Regions from separate parts of the Mus musculus genome. Here regions 2 and 3 are each linked to region 1. Evidence: chromatin loops called from intact Hi-C (ENCODE). Cell type or tissue: heart. All regions are shown on one strand. Each heading gives the region's core, and the rest is flanking DNA. Links, peaks and the distances in the headings are about the cores only. Region 1 has its middle 240 kb from the start of Calcrl. Region 2 has its middle 130 kb from the start of Calcrl. Region 3 has its middle 170 kb from the start of Calcrl.

Region 1 (10,500 bases), core at 3,112-8,111:
GGGCCCTGTGATCCATCCAATAGCTGACTGTGAGCATCCACTTCTGTGTTTGCTAGGCCCCGGCATAGTCTCACAAGAGACAGCTATATATGGGTCCTTTCAGCAAAATCTTGCTAGTGTATGCAATGGTGTCAGCGTTTGGAGGCTGATTATGGGATGGATCTCTGGATATGGCAGTCTCTATATGGTCCATCCTTTCGTCTTAGCTCCAAACTGTGTCTCTGTAACTCCTTCCATGGGTGTTTTGTTCCCAATTCTAAAGGGGCAAAGACTTTGGTCTTCGTTCTTCTTGAGTTTCCTGTGTTTCGCAAATTGTATCTTATATCTTAGGTATTCTAAGTTTCTGGGCTAATATCCACTTATCAGTGAGTACATATTGTGTGAGTTCTTTTGTGATTGGGTTACCTCACTCAGGATGTGCCCTCTTCCTCCTCTATTTCCCATTCTTTTCCAAAATTCATCTCTCTCTCTCTCTCTCTCTCTCTCTCTCTCTCTCTCTCTCTTAAATTAAATATCCTCTAAATTCATTTAGCATATGCATGGGTATTCAGAGCATCTGCAGGCTCATGGGCCCATATCTATGAAGAAAGTGACTCTTTCGTCCTCAGCAGCCACCAACTGTCAATAGCTCCTCAGATAAGGATGGTGATACACGAGCTCATTTGCATCCATGCTCCGGCTGCCTGAGTTGTAGCCTAACAGTAGTTACAAAAGCAATATCTAACATGAACCCACAATGGCTGTGTGCACACAACTGGTCAGAAATTTAATTTGAGGTTTTGAGGGAAAATTGGAAAAAGAAATGTCTTTCCAAACTTAGTTTCTCACCTGTATGATTATTGATGTCTTTTAACATCCAAAAGGTCTTGATGGCAGAAAAGAAAAGACAAGAAATGAATAACGTGAGTCCTGAACAGAACTCAGTTTGTAAAGAACAGACTACTATGCTGTAGAAGTTGTGAGGTGCATAGAAATGACTGAGAAAACAGTCACATGAGGCTAAGGATTTCTCCTGAGCTTGACATTAAGGGTGGGGGTTACTGAATCACAGCACACATTCATTGTCTGGTTCTTCGGTTTCCAAAGTACTAAACATGAGTTCTTACTGAAGTCAAATCTTTCTACATACTAGTTGGATCCTTGACCTTTGCTCTGTGTCTAACACCTGTTAAAATGTGTTACTGTTCTTGGATTCGGTTAGCGAGAATTTTATTAAGGATTTTTGCATCGATATTCATAAGAGAAATTGGTCTGAAGTTCTCTATCTTTGTTGGATCTTTCTGTGGTTTAGGTATCAGAGTAATAGTGGCTTCATAAAATGAGTTGGGTAGAGTACCTTCTACTTCTATCTTGTGAAATAGTTTGTGCAGAACTGGAATTAGATCTTCTTTGAAGGTCTGATAGAACTCTGCACTAAACCCGTCTGGTCCTGGGCTTTTTTTTGGCTGGGAGACTATTAATAACTGCTTCTATTTCTTTAGGGGATATGGGACTGTTTAGATGGTCAACTTGATCCTGATTCAACTTTGGTACCTGGTATCTGTCCAGAAATTTGTCCATTTCGTCCAGGTTTTCCAGTTTTGTTGAGTATAGCCTTTTGTAGAAGGATCTGATGGTGTTTTGGATTTCTTCAGGATCTGTAGTTATGTCTCCCTTTTCATTTCTGATTTTGTTAATTAGGATTTTGTCCCTTTGCCCTCTAGTGAGTCTAGCTAAGGGTTTAATGCAATTAGAAATTATGCCAGTGCCTGGCAAATACAGAAGTAGATGCTCACAGTCATCTATGAGCCCCCAATGAAAGAGCTAGAGAAAGTACCCAAGAAGCTGAAGGGGTCTGCAACCCTATAGGTGGAACAACAAAATGAACTAATCAGTACCCCCAGAGCTCATGTCTCTAGCTGCATATGTAGCAGAAGATGGCCTAGTTGGCCATCATTGGGAAGAGAAGCCCCTTGTCTTGCAAACTTTATATTCCCCAGTACAGGGGAACGCCAGGGCCAAGAAGTGGGAGTGGGTGGGTAAGGGAGCAGGGCGGGGGGGGGGGGGGCGGGTGTATAGGGAACTTTTGGGATAGCATTTGAAATGTAAATGAAGAAAATATGTAATAAAAAAGTTAAAAAAATAAAAAAATAAAAAAAAATGTGTTACTGTGTGGGCTGGGGAGATGGCGCAGTAGGTAAAGCACTTGCTATACACACATAAGGGCATGTGCTTGAATCCCCAGTACACATAAAAAGCTAATGTGGGGTAGCATGGAGTCTGTAATTCCAGTGTTGGAAGGTGGAACAAAAGGTTCCTAGGAAGTTCTAGGCAATCACTAAGCATTAGGTTATAGTGAAAGAGCTTTGGGGGTAGGACATTGTAGACAGCCTAGATAAAGACTCTTGATGTTGCTCTCTGTTCTCCACACATACATGCACAGGTGTTCATAGCATATTTAATAGTATACAGGTCTGCATAAAATACAGTACTGCATGTAAGCTTTAAATATTATAGCCTCATATAAAATTTGAACCTTCTGAATTTTTCTTTCCAGATAGAGTTTGATGTCTGTATGCATATAAATCTCTCCTTGGCTGGTCTTAGGAAATGGGAAATCTGTAAGTTTAACAATGCCTTAAGAGGCTTAGTAGGACACTAAATTTTCTTCTTTATTTTTAAAACACTTAAAAACTAGTATGAAATTAATGAACCATATGTTAAAATGAAATATATCAAAATGACATCTATAATCTTATATAAATATAATTTATAATCATATATGATTTTTAAAAGTCTCTAAAATGACATGTTTTATGAAGCCAATCCATCTGAATTTTTTTCTGAGAATGTTTCCACTAATTCTCAGGAAATAAAATGCTTTGTGTACAGGGTGAAATTCATTTGTATGATTATAAATTTGATGCTTCCTAAGTAATTTGATTTTGCTGATTAAACCCATTTTACTGAAGAATAGAAGAACATCTGCCTTTGGACGCCATGGAAGTTGAAACCACATCACAGTCTTATGCCTGGGACTGTGACGAAATTTGGATTCTTGCTTAATCTTGAATCTGGTGTTCAAAAGTGACCACGAAAAGTTACATATGAGACCTAAGTTGATAAAATTTAATCATAATGTAAACATATAATGTACTTGAGATTTCTATAGAAAACAAAGTCAAACTGAGTACAAATTATTCAAGAGCTACACCTGTCTAAACAGAGAACTCCATTTCTTCTGACCATCTATTTTCATGCCCAATTACAGAGATTACTTCAACCTCATTGGTACCCACTTAGTAGACTCTGCATCCGTAAGATGCTAAGAATTCCAACAAAAAGTAAACATCTGGATTTTTTTTGGTATAACCATACACTTTTGACTTTTCCTGTGGGTGAAAAAATAATGTTAAGAAGTACTAAATCCAGAGGCCTGAGTTCAATTTCTAGCACTCACACTAGGTAGTTCACGACTGCCTGCAACTCCAGTCCCAGGAAATCTAATATTTCCTTCCTGTTCTGCCATCAGAGGCACACACATATGTGGTACACACACACACACACACACACACACACACACACACACACACACACACACACTAAATTTATGCAAGGCACTATTCACTCTAATTTAATCCTCACCACAATTGCACAAGGTAGTATCAGCCCCCATTGGTGATAGGGACAAGTTGCTTCCCAGGCACTCAGCTGGAAGTGCTAGAGTTGTGATATTTCTCTCTGAAGTCTGGCATCTTCACATTTGAATTTTAGGTAAATTTTTGTAAGTAGACAGACTGCAAAACCATTAGCAAGGGTATGTAGTGTCAGTTCCAAATACTGGCAATAGCTTTAGCACTGTGTCTAGAAAGCCCTAGAGATCTCCTGTTAAAGTGGCATTTTATCCTTTAATTTTTAGTAGAAATTAATATTTTTTTAAAGTTTGGATAATGAACAAATCAGAGCAATGTCACTCTACGTGGTTTACTCTGGAGAAAGTACTGTTATTAAACAGCCCCATATTATATTCTATGTATCAGAACCCTGTATTAGGTTTTATGTAGTGAGCTTACTGTAGATAGTATCATATACCCATATTATGTCTTAAGGATTATACACTTTTAGGAGATAAAGAGAATTACTAAGAATTCAAATACATTTTTCTCTAGGAAGAAAGATGTCATAACTGGGCTCACACTCACACCCTCACCCCATTTTCCAGATCATTAGCTTTCTGAGAAACTCCAAATGCTCTTTACCTATTACTAGTCCACTAGACTCAGCAATCCTGAGTCAGAACACAATTTAATATGCAATGCTTTAAAATAAACAAATAATCTGAGAATGATTATCTTTTAGGAACAGAGAGTAGTACACTGTACTTAAAAGGCTGCCATGGAGGCTGAGGCAGGAGGATAACTAATTCAAGTCCTGCCTGTGTGACAGAGTCTGGTCAGCCATTATAGCCCAATAGATGAAATTCAGCATGACAAACGATGCTGTCTCAAAACACGAGACAGAGAGAAAACGAAGATAGATGGCATTGATCGTTGACCTCCATCAGTGTTCACACACGTGTATCATATCCACTTGCAGATTGCACACATGGAAGCATGTGTAGCTCACACATATATAGCACAGATACTTGAAAAGCACCGACGGTTGCTTCTGTGACAGCTCTGAACCTATCGTAAGTATGATGGTGACAATCTCTCTTCTTCAAAGCATTTCCATCTGTATTTGAATTTTGATTTCATTTGCTCACCTCCTCATAGCATTCTGAACAACCGCCACCCTAGAACATCAGGCCCTGATCCCAGGATCCTATAAATGTAACTTCTGACAAAAAGAGGCTGGGTTGAGATGGGAAGTTATTCTGGTAATCCAGGTAGGTCCTCAGTGCTGTCGCACACATGGAGACAAGCCAAGGCTTGCTGGCAGCCACCTGACACTACACAAGTAAGAAGTGGATTTTCCGTTATATCCTCCTGAGAGGGTATGGCCTACAGTAACCCTGATCCCAGACTTTTGGCCTCCATAGCTGTGAGAAAATTAATTTGTCATTTTAAGCCACCCAGTTTGTAGTAATTTGTTACGCTGGTCACAAGAAAAAAATACTATCCCCTAAGAGAGAAAAAGGCCACGCTTTTTTAAAATCTTGTAACCTTGCTGACTAGAACAGCAATTTTAAATCTTGAATTCAATTCAAAATAATTCCCAGAACTTGTTTATAAAAAACTGATGTCCAAGCCAAATCTCTGTGGTATAGAACCCGAGTGAAAGTCAATAGTGAAGCTATGGTGTTGATCATATCTCCAGATTACATCATGTGTAGTTCAAGTTGAGATGCTCACACCGAGAATATCTTATAAGCTAGTGGAGAGGAGTAAGAAAGACCTTCAACCCTGGATTTAGGTTGCCCAGTATCCAGATCAGAAGATAATTCTATAAGGCAGAAGTGCCTAACCTTCAATCCTCTCATTTCTTAAATGTAATGATAAAATTATCTTCTTTGCATAATTATTTTGAAGCCTAAAGTGGGAGATTGTTTGTTTGTTTGCTGTTTGTTTTAATATAGCCCCAAGGCCATTACAAGTTCTTCAAAAACATGAGATCACAATTTTGAAATATAATTAATTTCAGAATTCTGAAAGCAGTTATTATTTTAAATGAATTAGAGAGACTAAAGATTTTAGAAAAAAATAAATATTCAATATTTACGTAAATTAGGTTTTGCATGCTTTTATTCACATAAATTTACTGAGATACTAAGTTTCAAAGGCACGGACTCTCAACCAGATAAGCAGACCTGCCAAGCCACTCCTTTAAACTGTGCAGTTGAATCTTCTGTGGATTCAACAGCAATCGATCGGTTCACTTTCAGTGTCGTCTTGTTAAAGTGACCTTAAGTTGTAGTGATTTGGGATTGGCAGAGAATGAGCTACGTTTTGTATATAGTAGAGTCATGCCAATCTTTCCAAAGTAGTTTTTCCCCCCATCAAAATCCCATCTGTTTTGCTGATGTGCCAATATCTGGGGTCTGTTTTTCATAATGTCATTTTGTTTGTGAGGATGTCTGTTCCTGAGGGCTCATGAGTTGGCTGACAATGAAAAAGTGGTCACAATGAAGCCAGGAAATATCCTGAAAAATAAAGCACAAGCCAGGAAAGACACTGCGCCCTGCTGGCCAGCTGTGCGGAGCTGTGGGGGAGCAAGGGCAGCAGCTGAGGACATTGCTCTGCACTGTGTCTGTGGTGGCTGAAGAGACCTCCAGTGAGTGATCATGGAAGAACAGAGCCTCAAGGCAGCTGCTGCCTGCTCCCTTCCCCCCAGAACTGCGTGAGCAAAGCGGCTCTGAGGAAAGCATCGGTTTTACAAAGAAAGAAAAGAAATATGGAAAATGCCTAATGACATTTTACTTTCTTATATATAACCCTTTTCAGAAACGTTAAGAAAGGAGAAAGGGTTGATTAAAAAGCAAACTGTGTAAATACTTTTGTAAAGTGTGTGTAAGTTTTGTTTTTGGTATTCAGCTAAAAGATGACAACCTGACTTGTATCTGATAGTTTTACATTACTAAACATTTTACCCCATTTATTCAACTTTGGGTCAATGATTATACCAAGGGGGAGATTTTTCTCCCTGATGTAGTCAAAGAGTTATAAAAGCTGTTGAAAATTTGTGAAGCAATGTATCTCTATTTTAGATATAATTTTCAGTGTTGCCTATCATAAATGCTTTGAAAATACGTTCATAACTTTAAAGGTTACCAATTCATGTGAATATTGCTCATGAAAAAATTTAAAAAGGATTTAGCCTTTATAATCCTCATTTGCCATGACGATCAACAAAATGTATGTTATATTATGTTCTATTTTGTAGCTTAAGGAAGCATGAACATTATCCAGTTACACTGGCATCCGGTCCAGATATCTTTGACTTAGAGACTTTTTAGCCCGATGGAGTTTTTAAACTAGGTAGTTTAAAAAACACAAAAGCTCTGGTTTATCAACGAATACTGTAGAAAGAACAGTGAGTCCAGCAAGTGCTATGAAGGTCGTGGCAATTCTATCTTCTGCACACTGTGGGCTGTAAGCTGGGTGGCCGCATAGCTAGGCAAGGAGGCTAACTCCTTAGAAGCGTGAAGAATGAGAATCCTCTGAGTCTCTTTTTTAATAAAGTAACTTAGCCATAACGAATGAAAGTGCTATAGAGATTTAAAAAGACGTTTTTGAGGGAAAAAAAAAAAACCTCATGAAATTCAACAGTAGAAAGACAACATTTCCTAGTTAGCTCTGTATCTGTGCAAAGGAAAACATTCACTCGGGAATGAACTGGAAGTTTCTAAAACTTTTTGTAAAATTCCATTTTTCAGTGACGGTGGCGCGGGGTGCTGTATCCCGGTGCCCTCCCTCTGGCTTTCATTCAGGTGATAGACAGGAAGAGGAGAGATCCAAAATCCCGCCTTTTCCCAGTCAGGCATAGCTTTTTCAGCTTGAGGTATAACAATTGTAGGAAGTGGTGAATGATGGAAACATTTTCCTAGAAGAGGAGGCTGAAGCCTAGGAGAACCACTCCTATCTGAGCTCTGACTACTTACCGAGGCATGAATCGGAGGAAGCTTGCCACACGGAGAAGGCCAGAACAGACCAACGTGACTAGGAGCTAGACTGTCCCTTCCGGAGTGTGATGGACTAGCACACTCCCGGGATGCAGCTTCCCCCGACATTTCCTGAGCTTTTCCTCATGACTGATCCCCTCCCCTCGCAGGATTCAATGGAAGGGATTACAGCTATATTTTAAAACAACCCGTTCAGAGGGCAGCTAGGCACCATTACAGTTCTGAAGCCACGCGCCCATGTGCCATTGCTGTGCTTGCAGTTCTTACAAGAGGCGGGTTGCAAAGGAAACAACTTGGAGATGGCCTTGCACTGAAGAGGCTAAAAGGAAATTCAGCTGCAGAGAGAGACTAGAAGAAAAATACCATTTCCTGAGTTGGAAAGCAAATCGTCCCATCATCCCTGGGCTTCATACACGGCAGCTTCAGTGGTCAGATAAGAGCAAATGGCTCAGTACTTGTGAGGGCTTTCTTTCCTCCCCCCCAAATATAAATCATCGCCGTTACCCTTCATCAGCTCTGTTTTATAGTTACAGGGGAAGATCGGTTACAAGAAGCACTCTCGTTACAAAGTGACCCTATCACTGGATGTCAGTGATAGCACAGAGAGACAAAATTGAAAATCGTCCTATTCTAAATAACCTAGCATACTGATGTACTCTACAACGTAGGAATAAATGAACACACTCGTTTTCTCATACACTTATTCAGGATCACACCTCACCCCCCCCCCACTGCCCCCCACCCCTGAGATGAATCTGTGTTTGTCAGCTGGGCAAGTACATGAACACAGACAACAGAAAATACCACTTACTCCTGAGGCCACTAGATTAATGATTAATAAGAGCTTAAGGAGGCAAGTAAGGAACTTTCATTAAATGATGAAAACACAAGGCATTTCCTGGGGATTTGCCTTTGATTAGAAGAAGCAGTTCAAAGCCCTGACCTTTCATTTCAGCCGGTCCTTAATCCTCAGGAAGTCCCTGGTGCTTTTCTGGCACTTTGGCTGTATTGCTATTTTAAGACACACTGTTGAAATCTCTCAAAGAAGATGATCTGTCTTTCAAAATCCTGTGTCTTGCAGTTACTCAGAACTCGTTAGCCACTTGGTGGCATTCCTAGGTCTGTCATGCAGTGGACAAGGGTATCCATATAAAAACACTGTTAAATCCGAGTTCTATGAGTCTCATGTGACTGAACAAGTTAATTTCCCCAGTAAGATTTTATAAACTGCTGCATGGGGATAATCACTTCCTAATTAATGCTGAATAAATCAAACAGTAAAATCACATGTTTGAAGTGTTCGGTACTTACCCTGATTCAGTTCACAGGTGTTGCTAAAATTTCAGGAATGCTTAAACTCTATAAAGCAGATTAATGTCTTGAGTGTTTTATAATTGCTTTCATGCATGTTTTCTTTTCTTTTGAGGGTTTTTTTTTTTATTTTTTGAGATTATAATCTATTTAAGCTATCTATATTATTTAGAACTTTCAGGAAATCTAATACAATTGAATATAATTACAGAATGCACATACAAATAATATACTGTTGTTGGCAAATGTAGCTGTTTTCATCTTATAATAAAATGTTCTTTATTTAGGGTCTACAGAATCCTAGATTCTGCTGGTAAAACCTCAGTATAATTAGGTATAGATATTAACTTTGGTACAGATATCTAGAAGATAGTATGCAATTTTCCAAAGCAACATGAAAAGCATCAAGATAATGCTTTGTCTTTTACTAAACACTTATTCACGGAGTTGGGGAGACGACTCAGTGGCTAAACACTTGTCATACAAGAATCAGAGCTTAGATCCACAAGCATCCATGTAGAGATGACTTGCTGAGAGGAAGACATAAGGGATCCCTAGAGTAAGCTGCTTTGCTGAACTGAGCAAATTCTGGGTTCAAGTGAAGGACCACACCTTCAATGCATAAGATGCATAAGGTGGACAGTGAGTGAGGAGAATGCCTGACATCACCTCTGTCCTCCACATGAATACACACACACACACACACACACACACACACACACACACACACTCCACATACACATAACTTCCCATTGTCAATTATAAACAGTGAGGTAATGAATATTGAGGAAAATACATTATAACAATTTTTAATTTTTGTTACATCCAGACTTGTGGTGTTAAAAGTAATCTATGTTTTTGTTTTGTTTTGTTTGTTTTGAAATGGAGTTTCTCTTTGTAGCCCTGGCAGTCTTGGAATTCTCTATGACCAGGCTGGCCTCCAACTAACAGAGATCTGCCTGCCTCTGCATCCTAAGTGCTGGATTTAAAGGCGTACACTGCCAAGCCTGGTATAGTCTATGTTTACTGAGAAAGAGGACATTTTTGACAAAGAAAATAGATACTAGAACAAATAAGTAGACAACTCTATTATTAGAAATATTATAATGGTAATTAGAATGGATTTGGGAATCTGCACAGAAGAGGAAACATGAAGTTCAGAAAACCTACCCAAAGGGGTTATTTCTTATTTACATCTAGACAAGTAAGTGAGTATATTTTGAAAGGTGGAAAGACCAGAAAGAACCTCTAGAAAGAGGAAATAACTTACTTTCACACAAATAATTGAAGGAGCAAAACGTATAAAGTAAATTGTAAGAAGCTCAAAAGAAATGGAAAAGAAACTTCTTGAAACTGAGATTTAAGTAGAGGCTAAAGATGAAGTTGACAACTATTGCAAAGTCCTTATGTGTCTTGCCAAGAAGACTACATGTTCTGTAGCTAATGGAAAACTACTAGAAAGTGTTAAACAGAGACAGACTTGTTTGGCAAAGGAATAAAGAGACAGACTAATTAGGGAATTACTGCTTTTTCCAGAAAGATCCATTTCTGATACGTATGAGGCAGAGAAAGGATAAATGTAGGCCTGG
Region 2 (10,500 bases), core at 3,087-8,086, 110 kb before region 1:
GCTGTCTCATTGAATATACGTCCATTCAACAGGAGGCAAATCATGCCTGGTACTAGAAATTTAGCCAACTACTTGGGCTAGTGAGGTCATGGATCTTTGAAGAAAACCTACTACCATCATTTTACCAGGTCAGCAAAATTTCTAACTACATTCCTTCTAAGCTCTGAAATTTCTTGGCAACTCATATCTTAGTACTTTGCTCTGTTAGAATAGAAATAAATTTATTATCATTATTTATGTATAAAATTATTAGTAAATTCTATAAATAATATGATAATGTTTAGTGTATATATTTATTTATTATATTTATCTACTGGTACTTCCCTAAAAACTTTGATCATGGCTTCTTAAGAGAATACATTCACTAAGAATACACTAAGAAGTTTTACAATTCTTACAAGGCTGCTTGTATAAATACATACTGGCAGGATAAAACCATGACAGACATCGCTTGGAGTTTTGTCTGTAGTTAACAAAATACAAATAAGAGCCAGACAGAATACCACATGGAAATCCATTCAACGTCTCTGAGTTCAGCGTTACTGGCAAGATCCTATCATCACTTTATAGAAGCAAAATTAAAGTTCTCCATTTTTTTTTCAGTTTTTAAAATGTACTGCCAGGGTAGGAGAGATGACCCAGTAGATTAGAGCGCTGGCTGCTCTTCCAGAGGACCTAAATTCTATCCCCAGTTCCCACAGGATAGCTCACAGCCATCCTTAACCCGATTTTAGAGGCTCTAATCCTCTTCTAGATCTGCAGGCATCAGGAATTCAACTGGGGCACAAACATACATGCAGGTAAAATACCCATATGCATAAAATAAAAAAATAAATAAATTGACACAGTATCTTTCCATTTTCTCACCTTGGCATATGATTAATAAACTAAAGAAAGTATAGTATTCTTATTTTCGCTGTGAGCACTTAAGGGAAAGTATTTCTCTATGGATGTTAATATTTAATTTTTTTCATAAAATATATTTTGATCATGTTTTACTCTTCTTCCAACTCTTCCCAACTTTCCACTTCCCTACCGAGGTTCTCTCTCCTTCTCTCACTTCCTCTCTCCCTTTCTATCTCTCTCTTCTTTCTCCTTTCCTCCCTTCTTCCCACTGTCCCTCCTCCTCTCTCTCTGTTAAACTAAAAAACAAAGGAACAAAGAAAAATGAAAACCAAACAAACAAACAACAGTAAGGCTAGACTAAATCCAGAACTGAAAAAATGACAGCTGGGCCTGTTGCTCTAGGGCAGCCACCTTGAAGAGCCTGTCTGACCAACTTGCTTCCGGGTGGTCAGTCACAACACCTACTCCATCTACAAGCTGGTGGACCATGAGAAGGAACTAGTGCTTCAGAAGCAGATTCAGGAGCACAGCTTTGCTACTGAAGATGAACACCTGAAGCATGGCTGTAATGGAAAAGGTCTCAACAATGGTCTGGTAATTATGGTGCTTCAGAGACCAGAGGCTTGACCTAGGCCAATGACTCATGGTAATTAGTATTTGCATGTACTGCTGTGTAGGGGGGGAAAAAAGCTGGGTGATTTGCAATTTTCAATGTAAATGAATTTTCCATGGAGAGGTGGGAAGGATGGAGGAACAGAGAGAGTCTGAACCGTGTCAATGTCCAAGGCCTGAGCTACCTTCAGAGGCCATGTTGCATGGAGGTGCATGAATGAGGCTGTGTTGATATCGATGGCCTATGCTGCCCTGAGGTCATGTTTGGGTCCATGGTCCTGATGAAGTATCTGTAGACCATATGGCCATGTTACCATCAAGTCTGTGCAGAATTTCGGTGGTCCATGTTCTTTCCGGAGGCCATGTCTGAATCTGTGGTCCTACTGCAGCTGGAGGTCGTGTTGATGGCCGTAACCTATGTTACCACCAAAGACCGTGTGGATGTGCTGGAGGTCATGTGGATGTTCTGGTCTGTGCAGTTGTCAGATATCACGTGGAAGTCCATGGTCTGAGCTGCTGCTGAAAGGAAAGGAAGCTCTTCTGCAGTTATTGACAAGTGCAGGCTAACAGTTGACAGAGAGACATAGAAGGTTTCGGTGACAAGCTTTCCCATTCCATTCCCCAAAGTAGTAACCTAGGCAGAAAGCCCTCGACATCAACTTCTAAAAACTGGGATAAGGATGCTGAAGTGTAGCTCACCACAATAGATGGCTACCGACAGTGGCAGGGGTGGGGGTGGGGTGGGGAAATATTCACTTTTCTTTTAGGGGCTGTCTGACCATGTTCCGTTGACTAGAAAATAGTAATTTTTAAAAAAATGTTTTTGTCACAAGGCTGGGGAGTGGATCTGTGAAGACTTCGAACTAAGGGTGATCCAGGTGCATTATGGGAAATGCCCAAATAATGAATAAAAATATGTTTTTTTTTTTTTAAAAAAGGAAAACAGCAGATGGTCAGTTTCTCCAGTGGAATGTCTCAGGGTATATCAGCCAGATGTCATGGCTTTCACAGGAGTAGCTGGCCAACTCAAGATGGACTCCATGGTTTTGTGTGTGTGTGTGCTTTTTGCTTCAGTTTGACAAGCATATGGTTTACACCTATAAGGATCTTATGTTGAAAAAAAATCAAAATTTTTAAGATAAATTAATGATTTATTAAGACACACTTTTAAAGTAGGTAATATTTTTCTTTAATTTCTCAGGGGAAAAAAATCTATGATTTTTCTAAAATCTCCATGATCAAGAACAAATGTCACTCATATAAACTCTGTTCCCTCCATCCCTTAGCCTTTATCTGCAGTTTTATAGTTAGCAAGAAGGCAAATGAAATAAACAAGAAGGCTTAGTGCAACCATTTGATATTTCTACCCTTTACTATCCTAAGACAACATTAGACAAATTGAAAGTCAGGAATTTCTAAGTGTGCATATTCCCTTAAATGTATGAGGTAGAACGTTTAAAGATTTATGACATTTATTTTATATCATGATTTCTCAGTCCTTGTTAAGATGACAGAATTTGGGAAAATAGATGTCTTTGTGTTTTTGGTCTGTTTGTCTGTTGCATATGTAACAAGAGTAGAAACAACAAGATAGATCGCAGAGTGTCTGAGAGCAAGCCAACAGTGCAGGAGATGGAGAAAGTGACTGAAGGGGAGTTAGGTTTCCAGGATACAGCAGCTTTCCTCCTGGGAAACTCTCAGCTAGTTAGCATTTCTTTTAATGTCTCAGGAAAAGTGAAGGATTTTCCTGACACACAATTTACCGACTAAACATAAGCAGGAACACAAGTCATACCTTAGGGCACTCTTTCAAACACTTGTTTCTTTCCAGCTTCTAGCTTGTATCTAGATTCCTATCTACAAGTAAAAAGAGAGAAAACTAGAGATTAGTATAGTATTTAGATATTTCTCTCTTGAAACACTTTACGGTTTTTTGTTTGTTTTGTAAAAAAAGTTCAGGCAACCAGAGGTTTTTTTTTTTTTTTTTAGTTGTGCGTATTCCTTTAAGACTTGTGAGGCTGAGCACTCGTTTTTTCTTTCCTGGGAATGCCTTTGCTAGCTTCCCTCTTCATTCTTTATGATGCCATAAACTGAGGACTGCTTTTGTTTCCTTTGGGTTTGGAGAGAGCTAAGACACCTTGCAAAGATTTGCAGCTGGCCATGATATTCTAGCTTAATGAATATTCATAACCATTTGAAAAGATAGGATGGCAAGGGAAACTCTCGGTTCTAATAAATAGCACTGTTTGTCCCACGATTAATAGCTGCTTCCTGTTTTTAAACATTGATACATTGGATGGGAAGTAATGAGAGAAAAATCCCCTGCAGAGGGGAGGAACTGAGCAGGACTGGAAAGGTCTGAACTGGTCGGCTTTGAGGACTTAAGTTTAATCTACGAGCTTGACTTGTTGAAGTCTTCTTCGTGTTCTAGAATCAATTGAAACTCATAGAGTGACTCTATGTGCTTTCAGATTCCTGCAAGGGTCTCTTACCCTCTGAGTCAGTTCTGAAGTAAACTAAAGCACAGCCCACCTCTAACGCCAGTATGGGAAACTACCAGACTATTCAAGCCCAAATTCTACAAATTGGGATGTTCTTACTGGCTCTGTTGGTATGAGATGGGAAGGTTTTATTTTGTTTGTTTGTTTGTTTTGTTTTGTTTTTAGATCCCCAGGACATGCATAGTTTTCCTAACACCAGATGGACTTTCCATTCCCTTTACTGTTAAATTCAGAGAAAAAAAAGTAAAAGAAAATTTAAATAAAAAAGCAAAGCAAGTAAATAAAACAACCACCTAAACGCAGGTGCTTCCAAGTATTTTGTCTGCCTTTCTTTTTACTTAAAAAAAAAATCTCCTCTAGACCTCAGAACATTCAGCCCTAAATGGGACTTATCCACTAACCCCTCCCCCAGGGCTCAGGGAACCCATGAAGAGGTGGTAGAAAGATTGTCCTTTGTGTATATGTGTGTGTGGATGAGTGGATCTCTGATTCTTGTGCCTTCTCCTGAGTTCTTTCTCTTTTGTTTGCTTGCTTTGCCCGATTCCAACATGCTAGTTTCTTTTTTTTTTATCTCACTGTACTTTATTTTATTTGAAATATTTTTTTTTGTCTAGGATTAGGTTCACCTAAAATACACAAATGTAATGATAATAGAAACAATATGAACTTTTAGGTTTACTGAAAACACTAACATTAAAATGAAATATGCATGAGAAAATGTGTTTAGTTATCACAGAAAAAGATTTGTCAATTTGGAAGACCATTATATCCAAGAACCAATATTTTTTTTAGTGTTCTTAACATCTATCCATGGCTTTTCTTCACTGCTAAGTGTATGGTTGTACAGTGGTAGTTTAGAGATGTTATGGGGCTTCTAAGTACACACACACACACACACACACACACACACACACACACACAGCACTTTTTAGACTTTCCTGAATACTACAACAACAAACTATTTTTGTTCAGACACTTTATACTGGAGAAAGCTATTTTTACAGTGAATCACATCCTGGTCTTCAAAAACAATGGGATAAACTGGGTACTCAATACAAGGGTGATATTTCCACTGTGAACAGGAAGTGTGTGTGTGTGTGTGTGTGTGTGTGTGTTTGTGTGTGTGTGTGTGTGTGTGTGTTTGCTCAGTATTTGCCTACAAAGCTCTCACCGATTGAGTTTACTAAATGTTTCTAATTTGTTTTGTCACATGAACGTTCTGCTTTCATTTTTTAAAGATTTTAATTATTTTCAAACATTTATGAATTAACTTTTATTTGCCTTTTCTGCCATTTAAAATCGATAAATATCATATTCATGTTTGTATTTTCATTTCAAAATTTAGTCTTATACCACCAAGTTAAGAATTAGTACACTTATTGCAGTACTCTTATTTTTCCTACTGATCAGCATAGAAAGTGCTCTTCAGAAGTTCGCTGTGCTTTTACCAAAGGAAACAACTTTGGGAATCCAATAGTCCTGGGCAGCTTGCAAGCAGATGGAGACTCCTGCTGCTTTTGAACTTGGGCCACAGAAGGGAGCACACAGAGTGATCCTGGTTTGTTTGTGTCTTCTCTGAGTGGGTTGCTGGAAGTCCAGATGCATATTCTAAAGGATTGCTTTAAAAAAAAAAAAAGAAGCCTGTCCAAATCAAAGCTCCCAAAGTGATACTGATTATAGTTTATGGCTTCCCTGTTTTAAATGTCGGTAGATCTTCTCTTCTATTTCATGCTAACAAAAACAATGACAAAGGTTATGAACATTGTTTATGGGAAGGATATTTTACTCTCCTCAGGACTAATGTATTGATGCATTTAGATGCATTTTGAAAACATGTTTTGAATTTTAAGATACAACTTTTAGAAAAGCATATAGGAATTGAGTTTAAGATATTTTCACCATAGATTTTTTTCAATATTTAACTACTAGAAGTAGAAACTGCAAATAACATATAGAATATGCGATATACATGCACATAGGGGACATGCACATACATGCATATACACATATACATATATACACACATATCCTTAATTTAGTAATTATATTTTAGGAATTTAAAAGTGAATTGTTATTAAACTTGAAAATACCTTTTGGAAATTAAAAAAATGTTTTGATTTGAAAACTTTAAGTACAGTTTATTTCTAACAATTTGGTTAAAATGAAAATATCAGAAGCAATTTTTGATGTATAGTACTATTTTTAAAAATAGTCTCAGAACTTTTAAAATAAAAGCCACAAATACCATAAGACAGAATTTACATTGGGATATGATGTACTCTTCTATTTTAACATGGGCTTTTGAAATACAGATCTGAAGCCAAACAATTGATTTTAAAAGTCTGTGTTAGGTAGTTAATTAGTTAACACAATATTTCCCAGGCCTTTCAACTATGATATGGCATATGGATTTTATTATATCAAGTCAAATGAACTGTGAATTACATACAGCCTATCTTCAGTAATGAAAAATTTTCTTTTTGTACCAATAAGTTGTTGACATGCTTTTTTAATGGTAGATTATGAAGCAATTAAATTTAAGTCAGGAAAATATAAACACATTACTAATAATTAGAAAACATAGATTGTGACTCAGATAATTAATAAAGTAAATATCCAATTTGTTCGTAGGCCCCAGGCAATGTATAATTAGTTTGTGGATTAAGGATAAAAACATTTTTTACAAGTGAAAAAGAAAAGATTTTCACTTGGTAAAAATTTTCTGTGTATTGAGGGCATCACAATAAAAGGGGGAGGAGGGAAATACTTGAAGTGTTATTTTTGACCGTGGCTTTACAAGTGTGACTTTAACATAAACATGTGGAGGTGGCAGAAATGCTTAGTTCTATTCACTGTTGGGCTTTTGACAGGTCAGGAGATGGAGGGAACCTCTCTGCATCTGCTTAGTGTAAGAATGAGACTCCAGCTCAGAACAAATTTCTACCACTTCAAGAGAGAAAGATTTGTATTCATTTGTCTGTAAAGACTACTTTGGTTATAGTCATCAGATGCACAATTTGATAGCAGAGTCGTGATCTATGGCAGAGCGTGAACACCTTGCAACTCTGTGGAGTGAAAACGTACATCATATTGAATAAAACTGTTGTTGGCAGCCTATCGTACTGTCCTAAACCTACACACAGGCAGTTCATGCTTGTTAAGGGAAGACATGGACCAGTGGGGAGAAGGATGAGGACGAGAGATCGCAGAACTCTGAGATCATTCTCAACTTTCTAAACTTATGACCTTGAGCGATATAGAGACATCAAAAGTTTCTTACCGACAAGAGCTTTCTTTAGCCACATGAGGTCTCACAGTCATGTAAACACAGCCACTGTTAACTAGGATGAAGGCTATGGATGTATCAAAATGAATCTCATACCTTTTTCCCCAAAGTTGCGGTGAGTTTAGACTCAGTCTTCTATCTAGTTCTCGCCTCTACTGCTCCTTTCCTACCCTGGACTTGTCCTTGGCCTTTGTTTTCTAGGAGTCAGTCTTTGTGGCTTGGCCTCTCACCAGTTTGATTTCCTTGTGTTTTTCTTGGCCAGGATATCTAAGAGAAATTTTAGCTATTTATTTTCTAGTAGATAATATTCCCTTAGGTTGATTCTAGTTATGAGATAATGAGAACACATTATCACTTGTATACTCCTTGTTTTCGACATATTGGGCTATTGTCACTAAGACACAGACAACCGATGAGCATCTTGCAACTCCTACTAAGTGCTGCACCCCACTACAGGCACATTCCTCACCAGCAATTTTAAGTCCAGTTCTCTGGCCTGATCTACACTTTGCTGCCCTCTTCTGACCCACAGCTATTATGGTTTGTTTTGCCTTGTTAAATTTATTTATGTAGTGTGTTTGTGCATGTGTGTGCACACCACAGCATGAATGTAGAAGTCAAAGCACAACTTATGTGCATCAGTTCTCCTTGTTCTGTGTGAATCCCAAGGACTGAACTCAGGTTGTCAGGGTTGGCAGCAAGTGCTTTTACCAGTAGAGCCCTAGAGATGGCTCTTTAAAAAATATTTACATTTATTTCATTATAGCTTTAATCAGACAGAAACCAATAAAGTTTCAGGATCTCTATGGCATTAACTCTTTTCTGGTTTCTATTACTTCTATGATTCGTATATCTGCCCATGAGTAATAATAGCTATTTGTGTGATGTTTAAGAAGGTAAGAATTATAATGAACATGGAGACGTTGAGGTGGTACCTATCTACATAGAGCCTTCACTCCTCCTGACTAGTGTTCATGGTTCTAGAGGGTACTTTGCCTGCTACCACAGGAGAAAGGTAAACACCAATCCAACCACAAACTCTTTGATCTACAACAATGACCTGGTGCAAGAGGTGTTACTATACTAGTAGCCCAAAGCTGTGGGAGTCACCAACAACTATATGACTGAATTTAAGGCCCACTTCCTGAGACAGAACACATCCCTGACACTGTTCTGGTAGTCAAGAACTGGAAACCAGATAGGCCAAGGACCTGGAGGAAAAAGAAATACTACTGTTATGCTAAAGGAACATAACCAGAAGATGACTCCTAAGGGCATTCTGCTATACTCATAGATGAGTTTTTTGCTCAGTCATGATCAGAGATGTTTCCTCCTGCAGTAGATGAGGACAAACACAGAGACCCATTGCTGGAACAATATACAAAGAGTGAGAGAAACACTTGAAACACTCCATCCATCAAATCCCTCCACTCAGGGTACAAGGAACCATATGGGAGAGGAGCCTTCGGGATAGAGGGCAGTAGGAAATGAGGATCTCCAAACATCTAGAACCAATACATATTTGAACTCACAAAGACTGCAGCAACATGCACACGGGCCTGCTTGGGTCTGTACTAGACAGGGTCCCAGTGCTGAGAGAAGAGGACTCTGGGGGAGCAAAGCATTCTTAAGGGCACGCCTACCAGTAGATGGCCAACACAAAATGAACTCAATGGTATCCTTTGAGTTTTGTTTGTTTGTTTGTTTGTTTCAGAAGGTTTTGACAGGGTACTTCCCCTCCCCCCTACCTTACAATTCCTTTATGCATTTATTATGACTTCCAGTTTAGTGTTTTGGCGGGATTCCTGTGTATGTGTCCCGGCACCTACATTTATGTCTCTGTGTCTACATTTGTATTGCATACTTTTTCTTTTTTCTTTTTTTCCTTCTGTCTGGTCTGTCCTATTCCACTTTGTTTTTGTTTTATCTTATTTTATTATTATTTTAGATGGCTGTTTGTTTTATAATCAGAAAAAGAAAGGATGTGAATTCTTCTGAGAGGAAGTATGGAGAGTATCTCATATGTTGTGGGTGAGGGGAAGCTGTGACCAGAATATATTGTATGAAAAACAACCATTTTCAATATGAAAAGAAATCCGGGCAGTGGTGGGATACGCCTTTATCCCAGCACTTGGGAGGCAGAGGGAGGTAGATTTCTGAGTTCGAGGCCAGCCTTGTCTACAGAGTGAGTTCCAGGACAGCCAGAGCTATAAAGAGAAACATGAGCCTGATATAGCTGTCTCCTGAGAGGCTCTGCCAGTGCCTGACAAATACAGAAGTGGATGCTCACAACCATCCACTGGATAGAGCATGGAGTCCCCAGTGAAGGAGTTAGAGAAAGTACCCAAGGATCTGAAGGGGTTTGCAGCCCCATAGGAGGAACAACAATATGAACTAACCAGTATCCACAGAGCTCTCTGGGACTCGTGGCTCTAGGTGCATATGTAGCAGAGGATGGCCTAGTTGGTCATCGATGGGAAGAGAGGCTCTTGGTCCTTTGAAGGCTCTATGCCCCAGTATAGGGGAATGCCAGGACCAGGAAGCAGGAGTGGGTGGGTTGGTGAGCAGGGGGAGGGGAGAGGGGAAACCAGGAAAGGGGATAATGTTTGAAATGTAAATAAGGACAATATCTAATAAAAAAGGGGGGGGGGGGAACAAAAACAAAAACAAATCAAAAACAAAAACAAACCCCCAAAACAAAAAAACAAACAATAAAAAACCAATATGAAATGAAAACCCACACTTTTTCAAATTTATAAGAAATCAAAAGGAAATTGAAATCTACACAATACAACAGGCAAGTGTCTCAGTTCAAAATCTCCTTTACCTACTGAGATTTAGGGTTAAGATGTCTGGGTTCATTCTCCCATTGTTCCTGACACCATCTATAGCCGCCAAAATGGTTTGTTTTCCCTTAAAATTGATATATATTGCCAATTACCACCTTTAATCTCCAGTAACTGAATTTCATAGTTATTTTAATTTTTAAATTTTTTACTTTAATTCTTTTTAAAAAATCTTTTTTTTCTAGATTTTTTTTTTTTTTTAGTCAGGGTATATAGTCTTCCTTGTGTAGCCCTGGCTGTCCTGAAACTAGCTCTGTAGACCAGGCTGGCCTGGAATTTACAGAGACCCACCTGCCTCTGCCTCCCGAGTGCTAGGATTACAGGCATGCATCACCACTGCCAGAATTTACTTTAATTATTCAGTTATGTCTGTACGTGTTCTGCTTCTTTCCACAAGCAGCACATATAA
Region 3 (10,500 bases), core at 2,810-7,809, 64 kb before region 1:
TATCTTAGATCTAATGTCAAGTCCCTCTGAGTGACTGTCTAGTTAAGGTTCTATTGCTGTGAAGAGACACCATGACCGTGACAACTCTTATAAAGGAAAATGTTTAATCAGGACTGGATTATAGTTTCAGAGGTTTAGTGGTCTATTAACATGGTGGGCAGCATGACATCCTGCAGGCAGACATGGTGCTGGAGAGATAGCTGAAAATTCTACATCTCGATCTGTAGTCAAGTGAAGAGGATTGTGTGTCACACTGGGCATAGTTTGAGCATAGGAGACCTCAAAGCCCACCTCCACAGTGACACACTTCTTCTAATAAGGCCACATCTTCTAATAGTGCCACACTCTATGGCCAGGCATTCAAACACATGAATCTATTCAAAGCATCACAGTGCCCTTCTTGGCATCCCTCAGTACAGAAGAAATCAAGACCTCTCAGCTGAACGAGTGACTTTTACCATGGAAACCATAATTTAGTATTTAGCAAATTTTACCAATTTCTTAATAATTATATCACATATAAGTTATTACTATACTTTTTAAAAAATGTAACTATTAACATTGTCCATAATGTTACGATACATAGAGTAACAGTATAACTATTGTTTCTGCAGCAGCTACATCCTCAGGACACTTGACTTTTCAGTTAGACCTGTGTTCTAATCATTGAGGAGATAGCTGCCCAGTCTTAGTCACTCTTTTCTCTCTGAAGCATAATGCCACAGTAAGTACGGTAGCCTGAATTTAGCAGTACTTCCTCTGAATACAGGAAAGTCTGCAGAGGAAATCTTTCTGGATGTCAGCAGCAGCTTTTGGTGACACCCGAAAGTCCCTCCCTTTCTGAATCATTTTCTTATTGAAGGAGCTTCAGGCCAAGGCCAACTGCAATATTATAGAATTCTAGGAACACAGAAAGATAATCTAAGAACTCTACTTTAAATATTTCTTTTTGTTCCACATATTTCCATACACTAAACACAGAGACCAATAGCAGTGACGCATATTAAAAGTAAATCCTATCTGAGAATTGTTTGGGAGTACAAATATAATTATAAAAAAAAATTGTGATTTCCTCCCAATATACATCCTTGTCTTCCAAAGAAGAAAATTAAAAAAAAAACTATTTAAGCCATTATAATATGATTGACTGAAATAGTTATTGATAAACTAAAGATCCATATAAAATATAATTTAAGACATTTAAAATATAATTTTAAATTAAGTATAAAATGTGATATTCCTCTTAAATTTCAAACTATATAACTTTGAGCTATATTTACATTTTATCTCAACAATTTAATAAAGATGAGTATGTAAATCATAGCATCTCCGTTTTTATTTGAATTTATGATTATGAAGTGTGTGTGTGTGTGTGTGTGTGTGTGTGTGTGTGTGTGTGTATGCAGTATGATACATATGAATGTGAACACAGATGCTCAATGGCAGGCACGTGTTAATCGGGATAACCTTTAAGAACCAGGTTATATCCTTTCACCTTGAATTTCATGAATCAAATTTACGTGGTCAGGCCTGCCCTGCGTGCACTTTTGCACACTGAGTCACCCCCCAAGTCTGGCGCATCTGTTTTCAAATATGCTTTAAGTTGCTCTTAACATTTCTGTGCATTTATATGACTCTGGCTCATTTGCAGAGAAAAAAAAAAATCTGACTTCAGAACCATTGCCGAGAGAATGCTGGTTATAAATAAGCTGTAATTCTCAGAAATGGTCTTAGAGTTTCCTAGATAAATATGTATATAGAGAAAGAAAGACTTGATTGTAGAATTTGATATAATCTTTTGCATAATAGGATGGCTGGGAACTGCTGATGCAAAACAGGTGAAGTGGGAATGTCAGTAGTGTAGCTCATAATTCTAGATCAAACTTGAGACCTGCAGGGGAGAGGAACTGATCATGTAGTCTCAATTAGGAAAAAGGCTAGAGAACCTGAGTGTGCCGTTTCAAACAGAGAGATCAAATACATAGTTAGAGAGCAGTGTCTTGCTCAGTCATTATCAGAGAAGCTTCCTCCCAAGGGAGGATGTTTTTATTTCATCTTATCTTATTTTCTTATTATTATTTTCAGATGCCTGTTTTCTAATGAGAGGAAGGAAGAAGCGGAGTGGATTTGAGTGGGCAGGGGAGTGGAGAGGATCTTAGAAATGTTGAGGAAAGGGAACCCATGGTCAGAATATTTTGCATAAAAAAATCTATTTTCATAAAAATAAATAAATAAAACAAAAGATTAAACAAATATACAAAAATAGACCTTTCTTTGGTTCTGTTCAAGTAGTCAATCAACTGAATAATACCCACATACAAATACATGAGTGCTTTTCACTCAGGCTAGATTAGAATGCTAATCTGTTCCAAATACTAATCTGTCCCATAGATACATGCATGGAAAAAAATGCTTTACCAGAAACCTGACCATCCCTTCAAACTATTATTAAGATGGTAGATAAAATTAATAATAAAAGAAGATATGTTAAAATACAAGGCATAATTGAATATTACTTAGATAACTCCATTGGTTTCTAAGATCAAAGATCTTTTTCCTCGACATGCTCATTTCAGATTGTCCAAAGGGTGTGTAGACTGGAGTCAATCTTTTCTATTTGGTTAGAAGATAGTTCCAGTCATTGAAGGTAAAAGTAAAGAGTTTCCCAAGAATTGATTTGTTATGAGAAGCAGTCAGAACAAATACTTGAAATATAATTTTTTAGTTATTTATGTGACTTATTTGTACGGAATAATTGACTCTAAGCAGAGTGTTCATGACCACTCCAGCTATTGAACCAAGCTCTTTGTAATGGTTTATCTTCAATGTCTACTTGGTTTTATTGCGAAATGTCTAGGAGCTTAGTCAAAGACACATCTGGGTGTGTCTGGGAGAGCATATCTAGAAACAATTATATCATGAGAATTCTGACCATTTGGGAATCTGAGATCTGAATATGCTGTTAGAGGTGCTGATATTGCAGAAAGGTGGGTCTGGTTGGAGGAAGATAGTCACATGGACTCATGTCCTGGGGGCGGTAACTTTCTAGACCCCTCCTGCTGCTGGTCTCTTCTGTCTCAAGTCTACTGTGGTGTGTACAGCTAAACTCACAGGCAAAATAAGTCCTTAAGTTGTTTATGTCAGGTACCCTTCCACAGAGATGAGAACACTAACCACGTGTTAATGAGATACAAGTTAGAATATGCACATCTCAAATATTGCAATCTTCCAAACAGCATCCACTTAATACAAAAATAAATACATGGATGTTTGAATGAGTGGACAGATTAATAATGAAAGAGAAATTTTGGGGACATATTTGTTCTTGATTTCAAAGCCAGTGAAAGAAAGACAGAGGTAATAAATAAACCTGATACTAAAAGTTAGTAAAAATAAACTGAGTAAGTTGCATTGTAAAACTGGGGCTGAACTGTTGGAAAATGTGGGTTACTGCATGAATATTCAGAAACAACTGAACATATTTCAGGTCCCCTTAGGCAGTATTATTTTGTCTTTCACTAATAATTTTATGACATCTGAGATCTTCACTGACACTTTGTTTTATTTACTTTTTATTTTTTATTTGAAGAGGCCAGATATCCCTGGTTATAGTGACTGTTTCAGGCCAGAGATTTTGTTCTTCGATACCAGTAAAAAGAGTGAGATCCACATTTCCTCCTTTGGAAGAATTAAGTTCCTCATATGTAATGACTTCATTTCCTCATTTATATCATCAGCAGTGTTTCAAATCCTTCTGACTGCCAACCTTCAGAGTTAAGACAAAGTTTAGAGCTGGAAGACACAACTACTGAAGTCTTCTATATGCAACCTGCCTTTTGCTTCCTAGGATGTAGATATTAAACATAATTATTAGCAAAACTTTTTTCCAGTGCTCACATGTAATCTAAATTTTAAATAATGAGCTGGAGTGGTGTGCTAGCATAGCAAACAAAATATAAAACTCTATAACCTGAAAGTAGCACTTTACCTCTGGAGTCATTCCCTCAAGAAATATAACCCTAGTCAAAATAAACTCAAGAAATACTCTATACGACCTCTGACTAGGCCTTTCATAACTGTCAGGACCATCAAATCAAGAAAATTCATGATTTAGAGGCTCCTCACAGTACCTCACGACTATATTAATTTTATAAGGATAAATGTATGACTTTAATAAAATAAGGTGTTAACTGGTAGGTATTTTCCACCACATGTCCTTCATTCTGAATTAAAATAGATTAATCTTTTTGCATACTTTAATGGTAATAATAAGTTCAAATGTCCCAGAATTTACATCTTTGGATTTAGGGTCACACTCAGAGCAGTAAACACAACATATCAATTACTGCTTGATCTTAAAAGTATTTCTTGGGGCTGGAGAGATGGCTCAGAGGTTAAGAGCACTGGCTGCTCTTCCTGAGGTCCTGAGTTCAATTCCTAGCAACCACATGGAGGCTCACAACTATCTGTAATGGGATAGGATGCCTTCTTCTGGTTTGTCTAATGACAGCTACATTGTACTGCTATGCATAAAATAAATAAATCTTTTTTAAAAAGTATTTCTTGGGGCTAGAGATGGTTAGTAGTTAATACTTGCTGCTCTTCCAGACCATCAGGGTTCGATTCCTAGCACCTAACATGACAGCTAACAACTGTCTGTAACTCCAGTTCAGGGGTATCCTGTGCCCTCTTTTGGCCTCTGCTGGCAATGCTTGCAGTGGTCCACTGGCAAAATGTATGTACCCATAAAACAAGTAATAAATACATATTTAAAATTTTAATTTAATCAATCCATTACAGTTAAATGTTCAGTTTCTTCAGGGACACTGCTCAAGTTTTAATGTCAGAATATAGTGTTTATAATTACCAAGCCAACTAAATTATTCAAATAAATATTCTGAGTTTCCTAAAGATATTTCTTAGGGATGGGAACCTGCAGGGATCTGAAAGGATCCCACCTCTACCTGTGGCAATGGTCAGAGAAGAAAAGAGAAGACATCTGATGAAGTATAGTGGTGAAGAGATGACATGGGAAAAACTAAAGGAACGAATTCCAAGCGAAGCAGGGACCAGTCCAAAGAGAGGGACACTAAGTCATCCTCGTGTCTGTCCCACTACATTCTACCAGTCTTCTCAGCTTCTGTTTAGTTGGGCCCACCATGCCCTGGACTTAGGAACTCTCCTAGTGCAGATGGGCGTGAGACCGGTGAGGCAGAAGGAAGGCAGATCATCCTGTCACAGAGCACAGGGAGCTTGAAAGTCGTGTCATCCAATTTTCTCACTCTGTAAATGAGACAAGTGCGGACAAGGGTGACACAGTCCCTGGCTCACAGAACCACATTATTTCACCTTCTCATAAACAAGCGTCAGAGCGGATCTACAGCCTGCGCTCTTAGAATCCTCCGCTCTTAGAGTCCTTCCTCTGAGTTCTTTAAAAGACCTTAGACTAAATCAACCAATGTTTTCAGATTCAGCTTTACTTCCCCTGTGACTTTTCATGAGCGTGCAGCCCCTGCACATTTAACATGGGTGTGAATAGTGCCATGTTCATATTGTTGGTAGAAAAAAGAATAAAACAGAACTCAAGAGGGAACTTCTGGTAAGAGAGACTCCAAAATGAAAGACCTCATTACGACACCATTTAACATTAAACTGATACACAGAATCGGATGTATCCTATGAGTAAGTTAAACTTTCTCACTCAAAGCAACGTTTGTTAGACAATTGAAGCACATTAGTAATGATTTTCTTTTGTCTCTTGAAAACTTGGAAAAGAAAAAAGGGAATTCTGTTAGCTGTGCAAAATGCAGAGAATGGTGCAAAGAATGTTCTCAAACTATTTCAAACAAATTATATCAAAGAGGAAACTGTAGAAATGAGAACCCCACAGGGAAATCTCCAGCTGGGGTATTTCCTACTATTGTCAGGATTCGCTGGCCCTCTTGAGGAATTCCAGACTAGTCACAATGTTACGTTGACCCGTGTTCATAAGAACACAGTTAAAAGTAATGGATTGTGGTTTAAGGGACCTTTGTAGTGTCATTTACAGTAACAACCATTTTTCCCTAAGAAGGTTTATTAGAAAATGTTGGGTTTTTTTTTTAAACTTTGTATGTTCATTAGATTAGGGAAATGCAACTGGTATATTTGTTTTCTTGATAGCACTGGGGAGAGGAAGGGAGGGAGGGAGAGAGGGAGGGGGGAGGGAGAGAGACAGAGGGAGAGGGAGAGAGAGAAATTTTGTTCAGAATAGCATGAATATGTGAGACTTTTGAAAGGATGAAATGCATAAATTGACTGACAGTATCCTATAGACAGATCCTCATTAACATGTATAGAATTAAGAATTAAGGCACCAGGCTTTTGGCTCCTATCCTTTCTTTATCTAATTCCCAATTCTTGCTTTGACCTTGGCCTTCCTATTTGACCTTATCCTCATTGTTTTTTTCTTTTTTTTTAAATCATATTTTCCATTAAAAATACATTTTAAAAGTCATTAGCTCTTGTCTCCTCAAAACTAGGAGCCAAAATCGCTAATTTCTTTTGCTTTAGTATAAAAACTCTTCCAGAGAATTTCATATCCTGTATAAATGCATTTTGCTGCTCTCCATATATCTTTCTGATTGACTTTCCCTATGACAGTATGAGTCCCACCTCACTCTACATGAGAATCCATGTTATTTTTATACTTTATATGACAACATGGGGGAACTTAGGTAGAATTTGTATAAATATCCTTATGGTTTAGCCTGGATGTATCATTTTATAGAAATCTTTTTCTATAACTGATTGAATGTTCCGTACTTATATTTAATTACTATGATTGACACATGGGCCTATCTTGAACTCACATTATTTTGGAAATGTCAGGCCAAAGGCAAACAAAACTATCTGTGAGGGGTTTAAAAAAGGTTTAGTTCAGATGAAATTAAAGTAAGCAGAATTTTACATTCAATGCAATATAAAAAACATTTACAATCATCATTTTAACAACTTTGAATTTCACTGAGAACTGGCTTGGGTATTAAAAACTAGACAAGGGTTTGAAAAGAGGAAAGAAAAATGACGAGAAAAGCAGATGACAAAGGTAAATGTGTGTCTTCTCCAACAGTGAGTGGCCTCACTATTTAGGATACTTTCCTGGGGTGTTTATCAGATTAGTGGTCTGAAAAGAAAGTTCAAGACTTGAATGAAAACAGAGAGGATGTGTTCTGTTTGAAAGCTCCAATACCCTTGTGTGTGTCTTCTTAAAATTACAGTAGTAGGATTGAGACATTTGGGGAATTCATATGGAAACCATACTCTATGGCTAATTTCACATAAGAGGATCATGTTAGTCTGACAATGGTCACTATTTTGGTAGACCTATTTGTTATTCTAAATGTACAGTTTACCAACATTGGTAGTTTTGTTTCACAAATTATTCTCACAGTGTCTTCCCAAGATGTGTACCTCCTCTGCCTTGTGTTTATATTTTACTCCCCCTAAAGAAAATCCACAGTCCTAGCCCTCAGTGAGGATACAGCAAAATAAATTTGGCACTGCTGTGTGCATTCTGATTTACAAGATTTCAAAACTCACCCTCATAAATTGGGCAACATGAACAAGAAATTATGAATCATAGTGAGCTTGTTATATATATATAGCCTGGAAACCAGACCCCGAAATGAGGTTGTGAACCAAAGCCAAACCACAAATACATAATGCTGCTTAGCAAAAGGGAATCAAAATGTCTGTTCTTGTTTTGAGGGTCATTGAAAAATCAATAAGGAGCCAGCACATGGGTACGTCTAGACACATCGAATTGAACTTTTTTTTTAGTTTGTTGCTGTGAATCTCAGTTTTCAGACATTTGCACTTCATTCTTAAGTTTTAAACGTCTTATTCTAAAATATACAGAAAAAGTACAAGAGCCCAAAGCACTCCATTACTTCTCCACACCATTTCCCCTCATTAACATTTCAAGTAACTTTCTCCTCCTCAATAAATATTATATGATGGCCTATATAATCAAACAGTACATATGAGATCTTTCTAAACCATGCAGATGTTATAAATATGATGCATCATTATGTTAAATATTTTACTATGTATTTTCTAAAAGAAAGGAAACTTTCTCATGTAATTAGAATGCAATACCATTGTGCCTTTCAACTGTTTTCTCACACTTGTGAAGTGTATTTGATGTTTTCTTTGAAAAAGAAAAGAAAATCAAGATATTGAGATTTGTATACTACCACTTCCAGAGACTTCTGACATATTTTGATAATAATTCCAATAACTTTATTTATTTCAACTATACATAAGCCATGACCTGACTAAGGATTACAGACTGCATTTAGTTGTCATGCCTCTTTTCTTTAAGTCTGGTAGATGTTGCCATGGTCCTTTCTAGCCTTAAAGTTAACGTATGGGCAGTTATTTTGTGGAATTTAGGATTTGTCACGTGTTAACAGGATCAGATTCTACTTATCTGCTAAAAATGATGTCATGGTCTTACCTATAACTTGGTGGTGACATTCATTCACTTTAAAGTGACTTCGATGAAATTTCTCAGCTCTAAGTCACACTAATGTTTAGGCAGTCCTAACAGAGATTCTAAAAGGGTCAAGAATGTCCTTCCAAAGAGGTGGTTTAAATGAATGTGAATACTCTGCAGCAGAGTTGCACCCAGAACATAGCCCTGAAATCTCAGAGAAGGGTGTTTGTTCTCAGGGTTCAGAGATCTACTAGCTTCCGATGCACAGATCATTCTAAATGATATTCTTTTTTTCCCAAAAAGGAACTCAGCATGTGTCTGCCTCATTCCATTTTAAGTAATAATTTGATTCTTCTCATACAGGTTCAATTCTGAATTTTGAATTTGATATTTAAAGAGCCAAGAGTTTTCTAATTTTAGATACTTAAAGAACAAGACCATTATTTAGAAAATGTTGTTTCAGTATAACATACTTTTTAAGTTATTTCTTTTATTTTTTTTTTACATACAGTATAACTATATCATTTCTCTTTTCTCCCTCAGAACTCACCCATAAAACCTTCCTTTCTCTCTTTCAAATTAATGGCCCCTTTAGTCACTAATTGTTACACACACACACACACACACACACACACACACACACACACACACTCCTAAGTACATAAATACAGCCTGGTTAGTCTGTATAATGTTATTTTTAGTATGTTTTCAGGGTTGACCGTTTGGCAACCTGTTCCTGTTCCTGTTTTCTTCTCTGGGGAGGACAATTTCTCCTTCTCCCAGCGTTCCTTATGGCTTGTAGTTCTTTGTGAAGGGTTGAAGCCTCCTGGGCTTTCCCTGTCCATCTCAGTATGTCTATTTCTGTTCTTGTTCAGCTCATGCTTGGGTGGTCATGATGATGAGACTTTATGGTTGTAGCTTCTGTCATCCCTAAGAGACTCAACTTTACAGTGAAATCCCTGATCCTTCAGCTCTGATTTTTTTTTTTCTGTCCTCTCTTCCCCAGTGACCTCTGAACTTAGGTGAGGGAGTTATTTTGTCCATGTTGTCTTTGGGGACTAGCACTACAACTCTGCATTTTAATTGGATGTAGTTTTTGGTAATGGTCTCCATCTGTCGTAAAGAGAAACGTATCTGAGTATCTTTTCATCCATTCATTTATTTATTTAACCATTATGACGTTTTCAAGCACTTTACATTCTGTTTGCATCTATTCAATGAGGGGTGGCACCTATACCCTAATAAGGTGCACGAGAATGGGCCAATCAGGCAGCTTAAACATGCCTCAAATTCTTCTGTTATCCAGTGAATAATTTTACTTGGCACATACACACAGCAACCACTAAATGTCAGTAGCAATTACAGTTTTCTAATCTCTATCAGTTACCACCAGGTAGGCATGACTAACTCAGCCCATCCCTTCCCTCACTTGAGAGCCACATCCCACTAACTCTCCTATCTGATTTGCAGCTATTCATTTTGTTGCTGCCCGGCACAGCCCATTGCCTCTTCCTCTCCTCCACTTATCTTGCCTGCTGTTCTCTGGAGGATTCAATCTTGAATAACTCAATGAGTTGTATTTCTTTTCTTTTCTAAATAGAACATTCTCAATTCAACTTGCTACACCAACAGTTGGCTTTCCCTTGAGTCTAATATTCGTTTCCCTTCGCCTTTCCACCAATGATGAAAAGGAGTGTTTTTTTTTTCCTTTTTTTTTTAAGCTTCTTTCTTTTTTTTTTAATTAGGTATTTTCCTCATTTACATTTCCAGTGCTATCCCAAAAGCCCCCCATACCCTCCCCTCCCACTCCCCCCCCACACTCCCACTTTTTGGCCCTGGTGTTCCTCTGTACTGGGGCATATAAAGTCTGCAAGTCCAATGGGCCTCTCTTTCCAGTGATGGCCAACTAGGCCATCTTTTGATACATATGCAGCTAGAGTCAAGAGCTCCAGGGGTACTGGTTAGTTCATAATGTTGTTCCACCTATGGGGTAGCAGATCCCTTTAGCTCCTTGGGTACTT

The links. Hi-C counts contacts between places; a loop is a spot of excess contacts. Peaks named below come from ENCODE experiments on the same cell type or tissue, not always from the same donor. Only the 100,000 strongest peaks of a DNase experiment are listed, where the experiment ranks them.
Region 2: a loop joins it to region 1, with 5 times the contacts of the local background. A loop is called at or near these places in 3 of 42 quality-filtered maps.
Region 3: a loop joins it to region 1, with 4 times the contacts of the local background. A loop is called at or near these places in 4 of 42 quality-filtered maps.

Annotation. Positions count from the first base shown.
Region 1 is chr2:84,182,023-84,192,522 of GRCm38, reverse strand. No RefSeq gene overlaps it. Among named protein-coding and RNA genes, the nearest start is that of Calcrl, 240 kb to the left of the region's middle. In heart, for the core only: a CTCF peak has its summit at 6,172 (motif pointing left); DNase peaks (open chromatin) are centred at 6,182 and 7,632; H3K27ac peaks cover 671 bases.
Region 2 is chr2:84,289,786-84,300,285 of GRCm38, reverse strand. No RefSeq gene overlaps it. Among named protein-coding and RNA genes, the nearest start is that of Calcrl, 130 kb to the left of the region's middle. In heart, for the core only: a CTCF peak has its summit at 7,768 (motif pointing left); DNase peaks (open chromatin) are centred at 5,065 and 5,485.
Region 3 is chr2:84,245,496-84,255,995 of GRCm38, reverse strand. No RefSeq gene overlaps it. Among named protein-coding and RNA genes, the nearest start is that of Calcrl, 170 kb to the left of the region's middle. In heart, for the core only: a CTCF peak has its summit at 5,927; no DNase peak of the experiment used is centred there; H3K27ac peaks cover 598 bases.